Linked DNA regions of Homo sapiens: region 1 is linked to region 2. A link is a loop called in an ENCODE intact Hi-C map of the cell type or tissue named here. Cell type or tissue: natural killer cell. All regions are shown on one strand.

Evidence for each region. Peaks named below come from ENCODE experiments on the same cell type or tissue, not always from the same donor. Only the 100,000 strongest peaks of a DNase experiment are listed, where the experiment ranks them.
Region 1: it touches region 2 in a loop (3-fold over the local background); 2 of 110 quality-filtered maps call a loop at or near these places.

What each region holds. Positions count from the first base shown.
Region 1 is chr6:36,782,041-36,784,540 of GRCh38, reverse strand. All of the region lies in intron 8 of CPNE5 (copine 5), which reads left to right. Among named protein-coding and RNA genes, the nearest start is that of CPNE5, 56 kb to the left of the region's middle. In natural killer cell, a CTCF peak has its summit at 1,529 (motif pointing right); a DNase peak (open chromatin) is centred at 1,550.
Region 2 is chr6:36,614,290-36,616,789 of GRCh38, reverse strand. No RefSeq gene overlaps it. Among named protein-coding and RNA genes, the nearest start is that of MIR3925, 7.0 kb to the left of the region's middle. RefSeq lists an enhancer at 1,676-1,725. In natural killer cell, CTCF peaks have their summits at 1,233 and 1,434 (motif pointing left); a DNase peak (open chromatin) is centred at 1,459; H3K27ac peaks cover 432 bases.

The DNA of each region.
Region 1 (2,500 bases), 170 kb before region 2:
CTTATTGCCACTTTCTCCAGCCTCTTCTTGGGTTCACACATATATCAAGGGGTTGAACCATTCACAAGCTCCCACTTGTTCCTATGACTGTTGACGAAAGGCAGAGTGACCTTCCAAGGCACAGCCCCCAGGCGGTTAGTTACACACTCTTTGTCTCAAGGACTTCCCTGTGGCATGGGTACCCATTAGGGAGGAAGCTTGCCTTCGTTTCAGTCTAGAAATTTCTCTGAAGGCCTGTTTTATCCCCCACGGAGTCTACAATGGTGCAACAATGCAGATGATCACAGTGGACTTTTGGCAAATGTTTCTGGGTCTAGATTGTATTAGGGAGGGCAGATAAGGCTAAGGAACAAAATCAGCTGCCAACCCCCCAGCAATGCCTCACTTATCTGCCATCAGGGTTAGAGGGAGAAAGTGTTGCACACTGGCGGATTTTTCCAGTTAGCTGAGTTTCAGAGCCAATCCTTTTTTTGTTTTTAATTTTAACTGGTTTGCACAGAGGCCTTTCTAAAATGGATTTCACACTTCTCTGACTTCTCAAACTGAGGTTGGAATGTAATTAAACTTATCTTGATGACTTGAGGTCATCATTTGGAATCTCAGTTATTAATCTTTGGAGCCAGACTGTCTTGTTCCCATCTTAGCGCCTCTTGCTAGCTGTGTGACTTTAAGCAAGGGTGTTAACCTCTCTGTGCTTTGGTTTCCTCATCTTTAAAATGGGAATAATAGCCAGGTGCAGTGGCTCACATCTGTAATTCCAACACTTTGGGAGGCTGAAGTGGGCAGATCGCTTGACCTCAGGAGTTCAACACCAGCCTGGGCAACATAGCAAGACCCTGTCTCTGCAAAAAAAATTTAAAAATCTAGCTGGGCATGGGGCATGGTGGCACACACCTGTGGTCCCAGCTTCTCAGGAGCCTAAGGCAGGGGGATTGCTTGAGCCCAGGAGGTTGAGGCTGTAGTGAGCGGAGATCGCACCACAGCACTCCAGCGTGGGTGACAGAGAGAGAGAGAGAGAACCTGTCTGAAAAACAAAAAAGGAATAATAACAGTGCCTTCCTCATAGGGTTGTCGAAAGGATTCAATGAATTAATACATATAACATTATATCTACCTACTATAGCACGTACTAGGTAGAACCTTTTTTTTTTTTTTTTTTTTTACTTTTACTGCAAGTTCAGGGGTATATGTACAGGTTTGTTATGTAGGTTAACTTGTGTTATGGGGGTTTGTTGTGCAGATTATTTCACCCCCAGGTATTAAGCCTAGCACCCATTAGTTATTTTTCCTGATCCTCTCCTTCCTCCCACCCTCCACCCTCTGATAGGCCCCAGTGTGTGTTGTTCCCCTCTGTGTGCCTGTGTGGGTAGAACCATATTATATTGCCATTTTCATAGGCAAACAACAGCTGATTATTGGCAATTTCATATGGTTCACCCTAGTATGAGGTGGCACTCTGCAAGTGTTACCTCCTGCTCTGTGTGAGGCACTGTGGACCAGGATGTGACACAGGCCATCTCCTTTCGCCTTCTCCACAGGCTCACAAGGGGGCGCTATTCTTCTACATTACCCAGCCTCAGAGAGGTTAAGTTACCCACTAGGAGCTGCTCAGCCGGGAGGTGGCAGAGCTAGGATTCCAACCAGGTGGCCCTTGGCTCCTTTGTGCCGTTTTGTGTGTGTGTGTGTGTGTGTGTGTGTGTGTGTGTGTGTGTGTGTGTGTGTGTTTTGGTTTTTGTTTTATTATTTGAGACAGAGTCTCGCTCTTGTTGCCCAGGCTGGAGTGTAGTGGCGCAATCTCGGCTCACTGCAACCTCCACCTCCCAGGTTCTAGCGATTCTCCTGCCTCAGCTTCCCAAGTAGCTGGGATTACAGGCATGCCCGGCTAATTTTTGTATTTTTAGTAGAGACGGGGTTTTGGCATGTTGGTCAGGCTGGTCTCAAACTCCTGAGCTCAGGTGATCCACCACCTCGGCCCCCCAGAGTGCTGGGATTACAGGCATGAGCCACTGTACCTGTCCCTTTGTGCCATTTTTCGCCATCGGGTGCTAGGCTGAGACAGCAGCCCTCCCAGTGGAGCACTGAATGTCCCTGGAACTTATGGCCTGTCAAGTTCTTTCATTTTTTCTAATATTTCTCCCCCATTCCTGATCTCACAGGGCCTGAGGGGTTCCTAGGAAGCAAAACTAAGAGCTGTTGCCTCTGGATTTTGTGGCCTCTGTTTGGTTGTTTCAAGTGTATGCATTTTATAGTCAACCAGTGCAGGCTGAACAGGTCCTGGGTGGCTTGCCTGTGTTTCTTCAGGTAAGAATGTCACTCAGGCGACTTCCAGATTCGTGCGAGATCATGATGATGACAACCAAACCCTGGCCAGGGCTGGGAAGGCTGGGGGGATCCTGGCTTTCTCACTGTCCCCTGAGTGCCACTGCTCCCCACAAGAGATGGCTATTTCAGTGTTCCCCATGTGGCACCTACTGCTCAGCTTAAAAGGATTGTGGTGGTC
Region 2 (2,500 bases):
TAAAACCTATTCAACCAAATGCCTATAAACATGTTGGGGTGATGTTCTTCTGACGTCTGTGCTTCTAGGTTGTTTATGGGATGGACCTTCCTATCCTGTCACCTCGGGGATTGCAAAATAAAGTGTTAAAAAATGTTACCATTTGCACTTCTCTATTCAACCAAAATAACAGAAGGAAATTGGATTTCTCTTGTCTTTATGAGCCAATATTATTAGAACCTATACTTTTTATAGCTATACCATTTTTAGCTGTTTTCTGTATTCTACATAAGATTTCATTCCAAAAACTTTAACTATGTTTAAAGTTTGAAAATCACCATCCCTGGCTGGGCATGGTGGCTCACGCCTGTAATCCCAACACTTTAGGAGGCCGAGACAGGCAGATCACCTGAGGTCAGGAGTTCCCGACCAGCCTGGCCAACATGGTGAAACCCTGTCTGTACTAAAAAAGCAAAAATTGGCCGGGCGCAGTGGCTCACGCTTGTAATTCCAGCACTTTGGGAGGCCAAGGCAGGCAGATCATAAGGTCAAGGAGATCGAGACCATCCTGGCTAACACGGTGAAACCCCATCTCTACTAAAAATACAAAAAATTAGCCGGGCGTGGTGGCGGATGCCTGTAGTCCCAGCTACTCAGGAGGCTGAAGCAGGAGAATGGCGTGAACCCGGGAGACAGAGCTTGCAGTGAGCTGAGATCGCGCCACTGCACTCCAACCTGGGCGACAGAGCAAGACTCCGTCTCAAAAAAAATAAATAAATAAAAAATAAAAATTAGCCAGGCGTGGTGGCAGGCGCCCATAATCCCAGTTATTCAGGAGGCTGAGGCACGAGAATTGCTTGAACCCGGGAGGCGGAGGTTGCAGTGAGCCGAGATCACATCACTCTACTTCAGCCTGGGAAATAAAGTGAGACTCAGTCTCAAAAAAAAAAAAAAAAAAAGAAAAAGAAAAAGGAAATCACCATCCCTGATAATCTCTAAGGTCCCTGTAGCTCTGACATTCTACTAGTCTACCTACCATTCTAAAGCTCTGAACAAATTCATAGGGTTTTAAACCTGTCAACATGGAACCTTTTAGTTTCCTGCCTTTGTTTTTATGCACTTGGCTCTTCATATATCCAACTTCCTATCCAAATCCCATTCTTTCAGCACTTCAGTAAAACCCCTTCCTCACAAAGCACTTAACATGGGTCTTGGATCTAAGCCTTGGTTTCAAAATAGGGTAACAGAGCCTCCCTCAAGTGGTTAGGTTTAAGTGAGTAGGTAGTATGTATATGTAAAATGTTTAGCAAAATGCTGATACATAAAGCTCAAGGATCAGTAATTACTGTTATGATTATCTTTGTTAATGTGTTATTATTGTCATGGTGGAAAAGTCAGTGCAGACTCAATTCCCTGAAGAGATGTGCAACCTCAGGCAAAAAGTCTGGCCCATTCTCGATGGTGCAGTACTGCCTCCTAGTGGGTAGCTGGGCATTTTTTTTTCTTTTTTTTTTTTTTTAGACTCCTGTCCCCCAGGCTGGAGCGCAGTGATGCAATCACGGCTCACTGCAACCTCAATTTCTCAGACTCAAGCGATCCTCTCACCTCAGCCTCCAGAGTAGCTGGGACAACAGGCACGTGCTACCACACCCGGCTAATTTTTTATTTTTAGTAGAGACAAGGTCTTGCTATGTTGCCCAGACTGACTCCTGAGCTCAAGCAATCCTCCCACCTCTGCCTCTCAGCCCAAGTGCTGAGATTACAGGCATGAGCCAGTGCGCCCAGCCAATTTTTTTTTTTTTTAATGACTGTCACACTGGCCAGGGAGGTTAACTGGCTGTAGGGTGAAGAGGACAGAGATATTAAATGTCTGGCACACAAAGAATTGCCCATGCCCACAGGACTGAATCCATTACAGGTATAAAATATAAAAAGTGCTTTAAATTTTTCGAAACCTGGCTGGGCACGGTGGCTCACGCCTGTAATCCCAGCACTTTGGGAAGCTGAGGCAGGTGAAATCACCTGAGGTCAGGAGTTCAAGATCAGCCTGGCCAACATGGTGAAACCCCGTCTCTACTAAAAATACAAAAAAAATTAGCTAGGCTTGGTGGCAGGTGCCTGTAATCTCAGCTACTCGGGAGGCTGAGGCTGGAGAATCACTGGAACCCAGGAGGCAGAGGTTGCAGCGAGCCAAGATCGCGCCATTGCACTCCAGCCCAGGTGATGGAGATTCCATCTAAAAAAAAAATAAAAATTCAAAAGCTGGGGAACTTAGCACAAGAAAACATTATGTGCACATTTCACATATAGACATACCTCAGATATATATGGGTTCAGTTCCAGACCATGTCAATAAAGCAGGTCACACAATTTGTTTCCCAGTGTATATAAAAGTTATGTTTACATTGTACTGTAAGTGTGCAAAAGCATTATGTATTTAAAAATGTACAGGGGCTGGGCATGGTGGCTCATGCCTGTAATCCCAGCACTTTGAGAGGCCGAAACAAGTGGATGGCTTGAG